Regions from separate parts of the Homo sapiens genome. Here region 2 is linked to region 1. A link is an interaction called in ENCODE POLR2A ChIA-PET data of the cell type or tissue named here. Cell type or tissue: GM12878. All regions are shown on one strand. Links, peaks and the distances in the headings refer to the core of each region. The heading gives the core; the rest is flanking DNA.

What was found. Peaks named below come from ENCODE experiments on the same cell type or tissue, not always from the same donor. Only the 100,000 strongest peaks of a DNase experiment are listed, where the experiment ranks them.
Region 2: POLR2A ChIA-PET joins it to region 1 with 5 read pairs; 4 of 35 experiments call an interaction of 5 or more read pairs at or near these places.

The regions. Positions count from the first base shown.
Region 1 is chr20:52,399,426-52,408,533 of GRCh38, reverse strand. The region is part of intron 4 of LOC105372666 (a long non-coding RNA gene); the gene reads right to left. Among named protein-coding and RNA genes, the nearest start is that of ZFP64, 210 kb to the right of the region's middle. In GM12878, for the core only: no CTCF peak of the experiment used is centred there; a DNase peak (open chromatin) is centred at 5,356.
Region 2 is chr20:52,180,609-52,189,716 of GRCh38, reverse strand. It overlaps ZFP64 (ZFP64 zinc finger protein), which reads left to right. Exons shown (of 6, transcript NM_018197.3): 2 at 2,646-2,885. Among named protein-coding and RNA genes, the nearest start is that of ZFP64, 6.6 kb to the left of the region's middle. RefSeq lists an enhancer at 2,680-3,181. In GM12878, for the core only: no CTCF peak of the experiment used is centred there; no DNase peak of the experiment used is centred there.

The sequences.
Region 1 (9,108 bases), core at 4,405-6,904:
GAAATTGAGGAATGAGGATTTATATCGTAAGTTGGCCAAAAGGATGCAGAAATAAATGTGCTAACAGAGTCAAAACTGGGTAATGTTGTATAGGGTCACTAAACTATCACCAAGAGGAGTTATTTTTCTCCAAGACAGAAAACATAGTTAACATACAACTTAAAGTATCTGGTTCTAACCAAATAGCAAATTGCAGCTAAACACAGGTGCATTCTTCTATATAATCAATCTTGGGTGAATTTTTTCAACACTCACACTGAAAGGACATGGACTCATTCTCAGCTTTATTTGCAAGTTTTGGATAATTTTTTAAATCATTTCATCAAGTTTTCACTATTATTTCTGCTGTCTTTGTGTGTATAGGAATGTAGTGCCCCACTAAAATTCTGATTCAATAGATTTGCAATGGGGCCTCAGAAAGTGTATTTTAAGAAGCTCCCAATGTGATTCTATTGCTGATAGTCTATAATCATATTAAGAAATAACCAGTTAAGGCCAGGCGCAGTGGCTCATGCCTGTAATCCCAGCACTTTGGGAGGCCGAGGAGGGTGGATGACGAGGTCAAGAGATTGAGACCATCCTAGCCAACACAGTGAAACCCCATCTCTACTAAAAATACAAAAAAATTGGCCAGGCATGGTGACATGTGCCTGTAGTCCCAGCTACTCAGGAGGCTGAGGCAGGAGAATTGCTTGAACCCAGGAGGCAGAGGTTGCAGTAAGCTGAGATCGTGCCACTGCACTCCAGCCTGGGAGACAGAGCAAGATTCCATCTCAAAAAAAAAAAAAGAAAAAAGAAAGAAAGGAAGAACCAGTTAAAGTGATTTAAATTATAACTTTTGGCAAGTGACTCAATGAAAGATGCTTTCATTTGCAAGAAATGAAAACTTAGACAAACTGGTTTCAAGAAGGAAAAAACTTTAACATCATAAAGATAAGAGGTAATGGGGGCTCTGGGGTAGTAGATTCAGTAGCTTAGGGATGTCTATATTAGCGAGGTAGACTCCGCCCTCCCTCTACATCTTCCTGGAGCTATTGGCAAGATGGCTGTAGCAACTGCATGTGTCACTTCCTGGCCCAATATATAGGGAAAGAAGGGAGACTTCCTCTTACTGTGCAGTCTCTCTTCGCAACACTTTCCCAGAAAACCCCAATCCCAGTAGATCTCCCTCCACAACTCATTAGCCAGGATTTACCAAGTGGTCATTCCCCCAAGCCAGTCACTGGCAAGGGGAATCTGAATGGGAATTCTTGACACCAATCAGGGTGTACTGAAAAACTGGAGTGGGGTTGGCTTCCCTTGAGGCAACTGAGCTAATGTGGAAGGCATGGACATCTGAACAAAATTAGCATTGTTTTAGAAGGGAAGTAGAGGTGGGTGTGGGGAGGAAATTAGTCCAGTAACTGACAGAGTCCAGAATTAGTGTATTTTTAAAAAAAAAAAGTTACAAGCATGATCTTAAAATTAGGTTGCATCTCAGATGTGTGGACAACAGCAAAGACATGGAATCAACCTAAATGCCCATCAGTGGTAGACTGGATAAAGACAACGTAGTACATATACATCATGGAATACTACATAGCCATAAAAAGAACAAGATCATGTCCTTTGCAACAACATAGATGGTGCTGGAGGCCATCATCCTAAGCGAACTAATGCAGGAACAGAAAACCAAATCCTGCATGTTCACACTTACAAGTCAGAGCTAAACACTGAGTACACGTGTACACACAGAAGGGAACAACAGACACTAGGGCCTACTTGAAGGTGGAGGGTGGGAGGAGGGAGAGGATCAAATAACTACCTATTGGGTACTATGCTATTACCTGGGTGATGAAATAATCTGTACACCAAACTTCCATGACATGCAATGTACCTATATGACAAACCTGCACATGTACCCTTGAATCTAAAAGTTAAAAAAAAAAAAAAGAAGAAGAAGACGTGTGGGCAATTACCGTGATGCAATAGAAACCTCCAAGAAAACTGCCAGGCAAGCTAACCCAGAGGTCACAGAATACAATGGTTCACAGGCCAAAGTAAGATGCTCGAATCACAGTTTAATAATTCAATTCAGAGCATATATCAAGAAACAAGGAGAAAACAACAAAAATAACCCAATTTAAAAATGGATCGAGGACATGAATAGACAATTCTCCAAAGATACAGAAATGGCCAATAAGCATAGGAAAACATGTTCCACATCATTAATCATAAGAGGAACGCAAATCAAAATCACCTTGAGACATCACCTCACATCCATTAGGATGGTCACTGTCAAAAGAACAGAACATAAGTGTTGGCGATGTTGCAGAGAAACTGAAACCCTTGTGCATTGTGAGTGGAAATGGAAAATGGTGTAGTCATCATGGAGAACAGTAAAGAGGTTCCTCAAAAAATTAAAAACAGAATTACCATATGATCCAGTAATCCCACTTCTGGTGATATACTCAAAAGAATTCAAAACAGGATCTTGAAAAGATATTTGTACACCCATGTTCACTGCAGCAGTATTCACAATAGCCAAGAAATGGAAGCAACCCAAATGTCCATCAATAGATGAATAAAGAAAATGTGCTATATACATACAATGGAATATTATGCAACCTTAAATATGAAGGAAATCCAGTCACATGCTGCAACATGGATGAAACTCAAGGACATTATTCTAAATGAAATCCCAGTCACAAAAGGACAAATGCTACATGATTCCACTGATATGAAATATTTAAAGCAGTCAAAATCATAGAACCAGAAAGTAGAAAAGTAGTTGCCAAGGGCTAGGGGAGGGGAAGGGGAAGTAGTGGTTAATGTGTATAGAGTTTCAGTTTTGCAAAATGAAAAGCTCTAAAAATCCATTGCATAACAATGTTAATACATTTAACACTATCGAGTATAGATAAAATTACATAATGTCTGAGATTTGCTGCAAAATAAGCCAATGTTTTGCAATTCAGATCAACAAACAGTACTTGAGCTTATGCTAAGTAGAATTTTGCAAACTGAGAATCATGACTCATTAGTAGGTAAACTGATTTGGTGAACTGTGACCAGAACATTTTTAATGACAAATAGAATAGAAAATATGAGTGCATGACATCCTGTCATGGCAAATTTTATTCCATGAAACTTTTGTTTTGTGTGTGTGTGTGTGTGTGTGTGTGTGTGTGTGTGTTGAACACATATAATACATCATGATGTAAAATTGTTTCTTACTGTGGGTTGCAGTTAATAAAGACTGAAGATCACAATTGAAAGCAAAGTCCTAATCACTGATGGGCACATCAGAGACAAGAAAAAATAAGACATAGTTCACGTTTTCTAGAAGAGACAGACATGAATAGATATACAGTATGGAATTCTAAGAGCTCTGCTAACTGAGAGCCAAGAACTGTGAGAAGACAATGGAGCTATTGACTAACTTTAGCCTGGGCTTCACAGGAAAGATAATACATGAAATGAGTGTTGAAAGATGAAAAGGATGAAAAAGAGTGAAAAAGCTATCTCTCAGAGGTGGAATAAAGTAGCACAGAGGTCTAAACACATACATGGTATATTTGGGCAAAAGAAAGCAATTTAGTGAGGCTAGGAGCCTATCGATTTGGGGTCTGTAAGCTCAATGTGGTAACCAAGGATGGGAAGAAGTTGATGATACTGAGGAAATGCCCTTAATTTGAGAGGTTACAAATACGTCATTTCTCCTTTGATGATCTCCACCGTTGATAATCTCTTCACCATCTTATTTGCCTAATCTACAATTGCACATCAAAGTCAAAGAATTTCCACTTTGAATCCTCTGATACAGCAATTTCACCCCTGGGATGCATACAAGGAATCATACTGAATGGGCACAATTACTTAACTATAAACGTTCATTTACAACATTACACTAAATGGCAAAATACTGAAAAGAACCAAATGTTTAATGACAGATATTGGGTAAATAAAATTATGGCCCATCTATAATACACATTCAATTTTAAAATTTGATAAAAAAGAATATTTTAACCTGGAAACATGTTCACAATATATTGCTAAGTTAAAGATACAGCATGCTAAAAAAGATGTACAAACAATTCCTGTTTCACAGAAGAAAATAAAAATAATCCTAAAAAAAGACTCTCTATACTTCCAAATGATTTATTTGTATGATGGAATTATAGGAGATTTTTACTTTTGTCCTTGTTCTTTTCTCTCAATTCCATGAATAAAATTTTCTTCCATATACAAAAAGACTTAAAACATTTTTAAAACAGCAAAATCATTACAAAATAGAAAGTAACCTAGAAGTATGTTCTCTATTATTAATCAGAAAAGGCAAGTGAAAAATAGTATTACATTATGGTATTTTTCAAGAGCTAGAGATTAGGTCGATTATTTTTCTTCTTTTTACTAATCAAAATTTTGTATATTTTCCACAGAAAATATATTCTTTTATTATTTTATTATTTTAAAAATAATTGCTTCTTTAATTCTAACAAGGAATCTTTGTCTCCTTAGAGCTTTAGGGAAGGGAGTTGTTATGGTCTATACCCCAAAATCAATCACTTGTGTTTAAATCAGCTTATGTGGATATTGTCTTACAAATTCAAACACATTCTGAGACTAATTTAAGACTTACAAAAACACTGATTAAAAAAAAAGCTAACACTGAATTTAAAAATAAAGCAAGAAGACTTTTTTAGAGTCTATTATTAAATCTTCAACCTAATGATCATGATTTTCCTCATTTTATTTTTAAAATCCATCACTCAAGATTGTTCATTGCATAAAAGGAGAAAAAAAGTGTGCAAAATGGTAGAATGATCAAATCATTCTAACTAGGATATGAGTTTCTTTTAAGACTGGGTCCAATGATAGAATTCTCAAAGATAAAAGCTCACTGGCATAGCTCTCAGAAAACACAAGGCATACACGTTACTTTTTCTACCAGTGACCGATGTGGTGCTCAATATTTCAGTACTGCAGTATTTTTCAGCACAAATTTGGGTAATTACATAATCGAGCTTCCTTAGCCCTTCTACTGCCTCTTCAGCTGTTACCTTTCCCCTGGCTTCTTATTTTTTTCCTAAAAACAGACACAAGTATCTCCTAGAGCAGAGCTTCTCAACTTTGCCTGAACATTGCAGTCACTTTTAAAATTCCTGATGCCCAGGCTGCACTCCAGACCAATGTAATCACGATCCGTGGGAATGGGATGCAGACCGGAATGTTATGAAAAACCCTTGGGCTATTCCAATGTACAACCTGGTTTGAGAATCACTGTCTTCACTGATCCTATTTCTTCCTTTGGTTTCTATCTGAAATTTCTCTTCCTTTCTTCAACTGCACATCTTGGCTTTCAGTTTCCATTTTCTCACCATTCATTCTCACACCTGTGATGAGCTGATTGTGTCCTACGTACGTTGGGTTACACTGTAAAAACTAAAGTTGACTGCTTAAGCAGTGTTATCACTTAGGACTTCTTTGGTTGCAAATAACAGAAACTCAACCCAACTGGCTTCAATATAATGGGAATTTATTGCTTCATATTACTGCAAAGTCCAGAAGTAGGAACTTCAGGCATGATTTGATCAAGACATAAATAATGGTACCAAGTGCCGATACCTCTCTCTCTACCTTTAGATGGAGAGAGAATGAGCTTAGAATGAGCTGCAAAAGGAAAGGTCTGCCGTGGGGCTCCACTCTGAGGCAAGGTCTCTTCTCGTGACTACAAGATGACTACAGCCGCGCATGTCCTCACAAGTGCATAGCTGAGGGAATAACAAAGTCCCTTTCCCAGAAGTATCCAGATAGGCTTTATCACACCATAATTCATTGTCTCTGATCAGGACCAGATGCCCATGTTTACAGCAATTGTGGCCAGAGGAGTGTGATGATCTGAGAGACCTGAACCAAGTTGCATGCATGTGGCAACGTGTTGAAACTCCATCTCTACAAAAAAAAACTTTTTTTAATTAGCCAGGAATGATGGTGCATGCCTGTGGTCCCAGTTACTCAAGAGGCTGAGGCAGGAGGATTGCTTGAGCTCAGGAGGTTAAGGCTGCAGTGAGTTATGAACACACCACTGCACTCCAGCCTGGGTGACAGAGCAAGACCCTGTCCCCTCCACCAAAAAAAGAAAAAAAGAAAATAAAAGCAATGTGAACTGAAGGTGGTTCCCCAAAGAAAAATCAAAGTATAGTTACAATAATTAAGGGGAGACAATGAGTGGATGTTGGTTTGAAAATATTACAGAAAGACATGCTGATAGGGTATGATGCTTCTGAAGAGAACTAAAAAAGTAGGATTGCTCAGGAAAAACCAGCATACAGAGCTTTAGAGGAAAGACTTCAATGAAAGACACATAAGTGTTTAATAGAGGCAGACTGCTTTGAGAAACAGGGAAAAGTTAGACCAGATATAGTTAAAAGCTGATTGCAAATAGCAACTAAAACATTGCTCCTAATTATTATTATTAATTTTTTTTTTTTTGAGATGGAGTCTCACTCTGTCACCCAGGCTGGAGTGCAGTGGTGCAATTTCGGCTCACTGCAACCTCCGCCTCCTGGGTCCAAGTGATTCTCCTGCCTCAGCCTCCCAAGCAGCTGTGATTACAGGTGCACACCACCACACTTGGCTAATTTTTGTATTTTTTAGTAGAGATGGGGGTTTCACCATGTTGGCTAGGCTGGTCTCGAACTCCTGACCTCAAATGATCTGCCCGCTTCAGCCTCCTAAAATGCTGGGATTACAGGTGTGAGCCACCACACCCAGCCTGTTTGTAATTCATAGTGAAGAAGTATTCTTGGGTACTTGAATACTAGCCCATAAAGTATTTATCAGCTTAGAATGAGCTGCAAAAGGAAAGGTCAAAACATGAGAAACTCCATAACAAACCTGGCAATATGCCTGGGGGGTAATATTATCCTTGCTTTTCAGACTTAGAAATTATTTCTGTTTTTTATCATGGCCATATTTGGTGCTACATGGATTTTCTAGTACTATTTTAAAATTAACTTCTTCAGTTTTATCATAAAAGTAAACAGTTGTGTAAAACTCTTTGAGTTTGGAAGGTTAAAGCTTGAAATGTTTAGTTTTCCATCATCAATTTGGCAATGCTTGTTTTCTGGAGAGAAAAATCAGGCTCACAGACACTCATGGTGGCAGGCTTCTATACAGAAGCTAAAGCATTCCTTAGAAGAGTTCCTAAGCCCTCTGATCATGTCTGCAACTTGAAAGTCACAACAATCCCCATGGTTTTCACTGTCACCTCCATTTGCATAATTTGTGCATCTACATTCTAGCCTTTCTGTTTTTCCTCAAGTTAATTTCAACAAAGATGAGATCCTTCTATGTAGAAGGAATCAGACATCCACTGGAGACAGGCTCCAGCATTTAAAGAGCTCATGTTTCAACAGGGAGACAGACAAACAGAACATCCCATTATGTACAAGGGAAAAGCACAGACCATTCTAGATTCATTCATTCACCCCACAAATATTTATTGAGCACCTGTTAGAAACCAGGTACTATCCTAGGGACTGGGGATGCAACAGTGAGTAAGACTCATCAGTCCCTATCCTCATGGAGCCTACTGAAGAGAAGCAGACATTTTTTTAAAAAAGCAAACAAATAAGTAAGATAATTTTGGATAGTAATAAGTAAGTAGTAAGAAAGAAAGAAGCTGCTTGGCATAGTCTAGACCAACTTGAGAGGATGATACACTTCTTTACATACAATGCTCAGGAAAGATGTAATAGTCAGAATTGCCAGGTTATCCTGTGGTAACAAACAACCCCCTGGTATGAGAGGCTGAAAACAGCAAAGGTTGGTCTTTCCTTCACGCTACATGCCCATCCGAAGTTGTTAGGGAAACTCTACTCATTGTAGTCACTCCAGACTATCGCAGTTTTGTACTCTGCAAATTATTTTATCTGGAACTACATTTCTTAGAGCTTTTTTGTGTGTGTAGTTGCAGATTACAGCTGGCCACAGGGAAACATGTGAAATCTAGACAGCAGATGTGAGGAACCCACTGAGTGTTCTTATTCAGCATTTTTAGGGTCCTGAACCAGATGCACCTGCAGCGCCACGGCACTGGAGACCAGCTCCTTCTGCAGGTCACCAGCATCACTGAGCGTGGAGGTGGTGAGAGACAGACATGGATTCCAGGCCATCCTCAGAGCATCCAATTATCTCTGTTCTTCCCCACTTTACATCCAGCTTTTCTTCATGCACCTACAACAAACTTCAGGCCCAAACCCGTTCACAGAGGCAACCATCTTCCAGAGATGTCTTGACCAACTTCCACAACTGTGTAAGCTCTAATCCCTCTAATAAATCCCTTACTCCACATGACTCAACTGGTTCTACTTCCCAGATCAAACTCTTAACTGATACAGCGACCCAGGCTGGCACAGTAGCTATTACAGGACCTCACAGTATTGTCCTGAGGCAGAAGCAAAAAAACTCTGGAGGGTCTCACACAAGCAGTTAAATGCTCTAACCTGAAACTAATACATGTCACTTGCACTCAGCACGCATTGGCCAGAAGCAGACATCCAGCCCCACCCGGACACAAGGGAGCCAGCAAGGTCTACCCCATCGTATGCCCAGACAATGCAGAAAAGAAGCATGGTGAGCGGCACTGACAACCCCCATAAAAAGCCTCTCCAATAAGAGAAGGTTTGAGTGAAGGATGTGCAGAGACCAGGCATTTGCGAGGCTAACAGGGAAGCATTCCAGTCAGAGGGAAAAGCAAGTACAAAGACCCTGGCACAGAGATGAACTTGGCCTCTTTTGGGAGCAGAAAGAAAGCCAGTGAGGCTAGAACAGAGTGGAAGAGGCTGATGGTGACTCGGGATCTTCAAGGTGAAACTGGAAGTTGCTGAAGGATTTCAGAGCAAGGAAGTAATACCATGTGATTGGAAGTTTAAGAAGATGATTCTAGCTGTAGTGCACAGACAAGGCAGGAGGGCCCAACAACATCAAAGCTGAGGAAAACACAGGAAGCTCTTACTGTGATCTGGCTAACACAGGAGGGCAGCTTGAAGATGAGCTGTAGCCATGGAGATAGATCCAGAGGATGTTTCACTCCCCGAAAAAATCCAAGGGCTGTGACTCTCC
Region 2 (9,108 bases), core at 3,579-6,078, 220 kb after region 1:
GGATCACATGAGGTCGGGAGTTCAAGACCAGCCTGACCAACATGAAGAAACCCCATTTCTACTAAAAATTCAAAATTAGCCTGGCGTGGTGGTGGCGCTTGTAATCCCAGATACTCCGGAGGCTGAGGCAGGAGAATCGCTTGAACCTAGGAGGCGGAGGTTGCAGTGAGCTGAGATCGTGCCCTTGCACTCCAGCCTGGGCAACAAGAGCAAAACTCCATCTCAAAAAAAAAAAGGAAAAAAATTAGGAAAAGGATTAGTTTTACAATACTATGATCTGAATATTTACAATATTATGATCTTATGCAATTTTTTTTTTTTTTGAGATGAAGTCTCGCTGTCACCAGGCTGGAAGTTCAGTGGCATGATCTTGGCTCACTGCAACCTCCACGTCCCAGGTTCAAGCAATTCTCCTGCCTCAGCCTTCTGAGTAGCTGGGATTACTGGCACGTGCCACCACACCCAGCTAATTTTTGTATTTTTAGTAGAGACGGGGTTTCACCATGTTCGCCAGGATAGTCTTGATCTCTTGTTGTGATCCACCCATCTCGGCTTCCCAAAGTGCTGGGTTACAGGCGTGAGCCATCTTACGCAACTTTTAAGTGTAAAGAAAATGAATGGAAAAAAATATTTTATAATATTCATGGTAGGCAGAGATGGAAATATTGAGTGATTTTCCCCTTCTTTATAAGTTTCTTCTAAATTTTCTTATAAACACGAGTTATCTTTTTTTTTTTATGTGAGACGGAGTCTCGCTCTGTCGCCCAGGCTGGAGTGCAGTGGCACAATCTCAGCTCACTGCAACCTGCGCCTTCCGGGTTCAAGCAATTCTCTTGCCTCAGCCTCTCTAGTAGCTGGGATTACAGGTGTGTGCCACCACGCCGGGCTAATTTTTTTTGTTTATTTTTAGTAGAGATGGGGTTTCACCATGTTAGCCAGGATGGTCTCGCTCTCCTGACCTCATGATCTACCCGCTATGTCTTTATTGAACAAGTATTTATATAGTAGCTTCTAATACAGTGCCAAATACTACACTAAGTGCTTTCCAGGTATTAATATAGTATTAATTCTTGATATGATTAGTATCAAGAAATAATGTCGGCCGGGTGCGGTGGCTCACTCCTGTAATCCCAGGGAGGGATTTGGGAGGCTGAGGCGGGCAGATCACGAGGTCAGGAGATCGAGACCATCCTGGCTAACAGGTGAGACCTCATCTCTACTAAAAATACAAAAAATTAGTCGAGCGTAGTGGCGGGTGCCTGTAGTCCCAGCTACTTGGGAGGCTGGGGCAGGAGAATGGCGTGAACCCGGGAGGCAGAGCTTGCAGTGAGCCGAGATCGCACCACTGCACTCCAACCTGGGTGACAGAGCAAGACTCTGTCTCAAAAAAAAAAAAAAAAAAAAAAAAGAAAGAAAAAGAAATAATGTCCCTGCCAGTTAGGAATGAATTTTGGCTACAAGTAGCAGAAACCCAAATTATACTGGCCTAATGAAATCTGGAATTGATTGATTGCAGTGTTGAATCAGGGAAATCAGTGAAGTAAAGGGCAGAGCCCATAGGGATCTTGGCATTTTTCTCATAGTTACAAGATGGCTGCAGAAGCCCCACCATCACATTTGCATCCAAAGCCAGAAGAAAAGGGGCACATTGCTAGCCACATCTGCTCCCTTTTCATCACAAATGCCAAACTTTTCCCAGAAACTCCTCCAGCTGTGTGCTGGAGAAGTTCACAAGTATGTAGAGGACCAAGATTATTTAGACTATTGGTTCTCATAGTATGTGTTTTGGGTGAGTATGTTTGGAAATGTGCGGGAGGATCAGTTTTCACAATTACCTTTTAGTTGGGATAGGAGGTGGCTGCTGGTTCTGCAAAGTGCAGGACATCCCTTTTATCTTTGATAAAAGAACTTTCTTGCAAACAATGCCACTAGTGCCCCATGGGTAACAATGCAGCGTGAACCATCACATGGATGGTTGCTATACATTATTTCCAATTTTCCCCAAGTTAAATAATACAAGACTACCTTTGTGCATATGTGGTTGGATAAAATTATGCATCATAATTTTCTGAAAAAAAAAATTATTTTTTTTTTGAGACAGAGTTTCACTCTTGTCCCCCAGGCTGGAGTGCAATGGTGTGATCTCAGCTCACTGCAACCTCTGCCTGCTGGGTTCAAGTGATTCTCCTGCCTCAGCCTCCTGAGTAGCTAGGATTATAGGCACACACCACCATGCCCAGCTAATTTTTGTATTTTTAGTAGAGACGGGATTTCACCATGTTGGCCAGGCTGGTCTCGAACTCCTGACCTCAGGTGATCCGCCCGCCTCAGCCTCCCAAAGTGCCAGGATTACAGGCATGAGCCACCGCGCCTGGCCAATTTTCTGAAGATTTCTAAGATATTTACATTATGTCCAATTTTCCCCAAGTTTAACTAAGGCAAGAAATCTCTGTGTGGAAATATGATACCTTGCTGCTAGGGCACAATTAGGATGCAGTTCGCAGGAAGAGGAAGGTGGAGTGGATACTGGGCCACTACCCAGCCATGTCTGCCACCATGCCTTTTCTTCCTACCATGAATCTGGTCTGCATTACAATTCAAAGCTGTTTGGAATTAATCCGTTACTTTCCCTTTGTCCCATGGAGTTCCAGGTGGCACAACGGTGCTGGTGGAGCTGACTCCCGACATCCATATCTGCGGCATCTGCAAGCAGCAGTTTAACAACCTGGATGCCTTTGTAGCTCACAAGCAAAGTGGCTGCCAGCTGACAGGCACATCCGCAGCAGCCCCCAGCACGGTCCAGTTTGTATCGGAGGAAACAGTGCCTGCCACCCAGACTCAGACCACCACCAGAACCATCACCTCGGAGACCCAGACAATCACAGGTACAGCTGGAGCATGGGGGAGTCGGCCAGAATTGGCCTGGCTGTGTCTCAAACACGTCCATGGAACTTGTTAAAAATATAGATTCCCAGAGCCCACCCCCTAGGGTTGCTGATTCATTATTTTTAACAAGCTCCACCAGGAAGCCAGCTGCCCAGCCAGGTTTGGGAGCTGCTAGGTTAAAACATTAACTGTTAGCAGTTATAAATGTTGTCACGTTACAAAAAAAACAGACAAAAAAGAGATTTCTGAAACAAAAATCTATATACTATAGGAAAAAAAAAAGGCTGGCAGAAAATACGTTGCAATAAAAAAAAAAGTGGTTGTTTTGGGTGGTGGAAGTATGGGTACAATCCTTGAGTTTGCATTACTTGTGTAAAGGGCCAAAAAGCATGTTGTTGTTAAAAAAAAAAAATCTATAAACTGGCATTGGTATCTCCTCCCCCTTGTGCTGCTGATCAGGAAAACATCCCTGTTCTCTGTTGTGTACACTCATTCCACCAAAAATAAATTACAGATGGGTCAAAAATTTAAATGTGCATAAGAAAACCATAAAAGTTCTGGAGGAAATGTACCCACAAACACCTACACACACAGTTATACCCCTGTCTTAAGGGGCAGGAAGATAACTTTAAAATTATGAAGTAGCCCATTTATGGGATAGTACTGGATCCTGTAGGGAAACAGAGAATGTATTCCTTAGCTAAAGGCATTTGATTCTAAAAAATATATTAATATGCCTACCAAAGGAGGCAGGTTGTGGACCACCCCCTCCAAGAAAAAGAATCATATATGTGATTGCAAATGAAGTTTTACTTTTTCCGAAGTAAAATGCAAAATCTAAAGACAATCAACTTGGGGAAAAATTTGTGGCATATATGATTAAGGCCTAAATCCCTCTTATACAAAGAACTGCTAAAACCAGTAAAAGGAGATAAAAAGTGCAAAGTGGAGCCTGGACACGGTGGCTCATGCCTGTAATCCCAGCACTTTGGGAGGCTAAGGCGGGTGGATCACCTGAGGTCAGGAGTTCTACACCAGCCTGGTCAACATGGTAAAACCCTGTCTCTACTAAAAATACAAAAATTAGCCGGGCGTGGTGGCAGGCGCCTGTAATCCCAGCTACTCGGGGGACCAAGGCAGGAGAATCGCTTGAACCCAGGAGGCAGAGGTTGCATTGAGCCGAGATCGTGCCATCGCACTCCAGCCTTGGGGACAAGAGCCAGACTTCGTCTCAAAAAAAAAAAAAAAAAAGTGCAAAGTGGAAAGGTCAGTGGATGATTTACAGGGGAGGTTTGGTCACCTTAGTAATTACAAAAATGTAAATCAAAACAAGGCTTGAGGAAGGACACTGATTTCATTTTCTGGGGATATAAATTCTTATAACCAGGGCAATTTTGTGATAGCTTTCAAATCTTAAATTTAAAATTTCTTAGTTTTAAAATATACATAAAGACATTTATCCAATAAGTCTACAGCTAGGTATTCATTCTATAAAACTTCATGAACAGGCCAGGCACGGTGGCTCATGCCTGTAATCCCAGCACTTTCGGAGGCCGAGGCGGGTGGATCACCTGAAGTGAGGAGTTCATGACCAGCCTTGCCAATATGGCAAAACACCTTCTCTATGAAAAATACGAAAACTAGCCCAGCGTGGTGTCACGTGCCTGTAATCCCAGCTACTCGGAAGGCTAAGGCAGGAGAATTGCTTGGACCTGGGAGGCAGAGGTTGCAGTGAGCTGAGATCGTGCCACTGCACTCCAGCCTGGGCAACAGAGTGAGACTCTGTCTCAAAAAAATAAAAATAAAAAACTTCATAAACAAATGTACAAGGATATTCATTTACAGCATGTACTATAGAGAAAGTGGAGCCTTTGTATGTATACGTCAAGAGAGAGTTAGGTATGGCCAGGTGCAGTGGCTCACACCTGTAATCCCAGCCCTTTGTGAGGGCAAGGCTGGAGGATCACTTGAGGCCAGGAGTTCAAGACCAGCCTCGTCAACATAGCAAGACCCCACCTCTACATTAAATTTTAAAAATTAGCCAGGCGTGATAGCACACACTTGTAGTCCTAGCTGCTCAGGAGGCTAAGGCAGGAGGCTCGCCTGAGCCCAGGAGTTTGAGGCTGCAGTGAGCTATGATCGTACCACTGCACTCCAGCCTGGGTGACAAATGAGACCCTGTTTCTTAAATAAAATAAAAAAGAGGGATTTAAACAAATAAATATCAAAGATTCCAACAATGGAATATGACTTAGCTTTGGAAAGGAGGAAAGTTGGATCTGTGTGTAGTCACAGAAAGATTCTCAAGGTAAGTATAAAAAAAATACATATGCCTACATATTATATGGTCTTATATTCCAGGGAAGTTTCTAGAACAGGGATGGGGCGGTAATGTAAATGAGAGAAGTTATCTTTGGGGGAGGTGTTAGAGAGTGGTGGGGACTGTGGTGAAGTAGAGAAATCACACATGCCTCATCCAAAAGTGCAGCTGTTCTTTGGATCCAGCCAGTTAGATATTTCAGTTTTTCAGAGAAGCTGAAAATGTGAAATTTTCCAAATATAAAACTTTGTTGCCAAACAATACATCTCTGAGCCTGACTGAGTCCATAAGTTTCTTCTAGCTTATTCTCAGAGAATGTTTACCCAATAGTCTGGAGCTGAAGAGTGAGGAGCATCAGACGTCAGGGCCAGGCGCAGTGGCTCACACCTGTAGTCCCAGCACTTTGGGAGACCGAGGCGGATCACTTGAGGTCAGGATTTCAAGACCAGCCTGGCCAACATGGTGAAACTCATCTCTAGTAAAAATACAAAAATTGGCCAGGCATGGTGTCACTCGCCTATAGTCCGTGCTACTTTGGAGGCCAAGGCACGAGAATCTCTTAAACCCAGGAGGCAGAGGCTGCAGTGAGAGTGCCACTGCACTCCCCACTGGGCAACAGAGTGAGTGAGATTCCATTTCAAAAAATAAAAAGGAAACCAACTTTCCCCTTATGAGGTATCTACTAGGGTGATGTTTGAATTTTTTTGGCAATAAGCAAAGTTTTGTGGGTTTTTTTCTTAATGCATCCAAAATAATGTTTCTACTGAGTTTTTTAAACAGTAGACATTTTGAAATACAATAAAACTGATCCCCTCACAAACCTTAACAAAAGTATGTTGAGATCTTCCCACTGTCTCCTGAGTTTATCTTCATTCCCATCTTAAAGGAAGTCACCAAGAAAAGGTGAAAACCAGAAAACCCTTAAAAGTGGGCCTGGTAGGACCTAATTATTTTGCACCAGGACCAAGCAAAGTTGCCTTTGGGGAAGGGACATGGCCAAGGTCCCATCGGAACTTCAGGACAGTCCTGGGACATGTGTTTTGCCCCTTATCGTAGTGGTCTTCTTCATGAGGACAGTGTTTCCTTTCTTGTCCTCGAAAACCAAAATCCCAGAACCTCTCACAGTGGATGGGAGCCATATAAAAATGGATGCCCTGCGTGTGGGAGGCTTCCAGGCCCACACTTTTTACTTGGGGCCATTGCTTCTTTCTGGGCTCTGAGCCTTCGTGGATGCTTTTTCCTTTGCCTGAAATACCTTTCCCACCTTGGCCTGGCTGATGCCAACTCAACCTCAAGGCCTTAAGTTTCATGACAATCTTCACAAAAAAGGGTCTGCATTCTTCCTGGGGACAATCCCCTTCTCTCCCCTCTATATTGCAGCAGCCATGATGAACTCCTTTCTGTTTCTGGAATGAGCCACATTTCCTCCAGGCTCAGACCTTGCCTGCATTGTTCCTTCTGCCTGGAACTGCCTTAATTCTTATGTCAGAGCTGGACTTAAAGGCATTTTCTCAAAGACCCCTTCCCTGCACGTCTCACTCTTTTCCCAGATCAGGTCATGTCCCATATTTAAATGATTAATAGAGGAATGACTTTAAGGTGTATCTCCATCACTGACCTGTAAGCCCCTCTCCTGTTCACCACTGGATCCCAGCACCAAGGCACTTATTATTTCTTGGGTGTGAACACTGCTCACATCTCATATGCATCAGTAAAGCTGACCTCACAACCAAATAGCGGCTCCCTTTTTTGTCCTCCTAGTTTTTTTGCTTGTTTCTTTGTTTTGTTTTTTGAGACAGAGTCTTGCTCTGTTGCTCAGGCTGGAGTTCAGTAGTGCAGTCATGGCTCACTGCAGCCTTGATCTTCTGTGCTCAAGCAATCCTCCCACCTCAGCCTCCCAAGTAGCTGGGACTACAGGCCTGCGCCACCATATCCAGCCAATTTTTAAATTATTTATAGAGATAGGGTTTTGCTATGTTGCACAGGCTGGTCTTGAACTCCTGGGCTGAAATGATCCTCCCATCTTGGGCTCCCAAAGTGCTGGGATTACAGGCATGAGCCACTGCACCCAGCACTTCTATTTCTTTGTTCAAAGAAGTTCACCCTCCTCTTAGCATTTACACGGCCCTGCGACCATTGGATCTTGCCATGCCGGAGTTTTGTTGACTGTCCTGAATGCTCAGGCCAGTCCTGGAGTCCTGTTTGTGCCTGGCACACAGAGCCCTCCCCTGCACAGTGCTGAAGGGAGCCACAAGCTCAGAGATAGACTGCTGGACTCGCATCCCAATCCACCACCTAACAGCCCTAGGCTGTGAGCAAATCATTTACTCTCCCTCTCACTAAACAGTCCCCATCTGTAAAAAGAGGTTATAATACCTAATCATCATTGCGTTATTGTGAGAATTCTGCGATAATCCACATAAAGGGCCTGAGATGGAGAAATTGGGTTCAATGAGCGATCGCTTTTATTAATGTAGAGTCTAATAAACAGGTGGCGAAAGGATGGTGAGATCTGCAGCTTGCGTTGTCTCCGTCTGACTCAGCTGCTCCTCCTGATGGTTCCTGCCTCTGTGCCAACTAAACAAGCAGAATTCTGCTTTCTTTTCTTTTTTACACTTATTAGATTGGTTTTCTGGGTGCAATTCCTCCTATTGTGCTTCAAGTTTCCATTGACTGGCAGTTCCCAGACCTGCCTATGGACCAAGATCCCCTGGGAGCTTGTTAAGGATACCGGTGCCCGGGCTCCACCTCCTGAATCTGAATGTCTGGAGCCGAGGCTCAGGTATCTGTATTTTTAACAAGCTCCTGGGGGATTCCGGATCTCAGCCAGGTTGGAGAATTATTCACTGCTCAAGACCACAGTCCAACCCCCCAAATGGTGGATTTCTGCAGATATCCTCATCTGGACATTTTCCAGACTTGTTTGTCCTTGCTTAAGCCAAACCGTTTCTCGCTCTTCTCCTATGTCTCCTCTGCCTGATAATACTTGGGTTTAAAGTAAAATTTATTATCTGCCTACTAGCTTTGAAAGCTGCCCGTTGTCTGGCATGTGACTTAAGGACTTTCATATGGGAGCTGTAAAATTACATGTGGATGCTCATGGAAATATATCCCATGTGCATTTTCTAAGTTCATGGCTTCAAATCACCGGGCTTTGGAGTCAGGTCCCTGAGTTTGAATCTTGGCTGCGTAAGGCCTCAGGAACCCCATGACCATGGCAAATTACATTACATTCATTTCAAAGTGAGGATAAAAATAAACAGAGAGGGGGCTGGGTGTGGTGGCTCGTGCCTGTAATCCCAACACTTTGGGAGGCTGAAGTGGGTGGATCACAAGGTCAGGAGTTCGAGACCAGCCTGGCCAATGTGGTGAAACCCCCATCTCTACTAAAAATACAAAAATTAGCCGGGCATGGTGGCAGGTGCCTGTAATCCCAGGTACTCGGGAGGCTGAGGCAGGAGAATCGCTTGAACCTGGGAGGTGGAGGTTGCAGTGAGCAGAGACTGCAGTGAGTGGAGATCGTGCCATTGCATTCCAGCCTGGGCGACAGAGCGAGAGTCCATCTCAAAAATAAATAAAAATAAAAAAATAAACAGGGGACAGGGTTTGGTAATGAAGAGTCTGGGGTCCTGAGACAGACTGCTTGGGTTCATATCCTGGCTGTACCACTTGCTGACCATGTGACCTTGGGCAGGTTACTTACACTGTGTTTCCATTTCCACAATAGTAAAATGAAAGTGATGATAGAACTCATCTCTGATGGTTCCAGCCAGGCTTCAGTGGGCTCCTACATGGAAGCCATTTCGAGCTGTCACTGTTAGCTCTCATTACATAATCAGGGGGCTGTGAAAGTAAACAAAACAGCCCATGGATTGTTAGCACAGAGCTCATAGCAAGCCCTC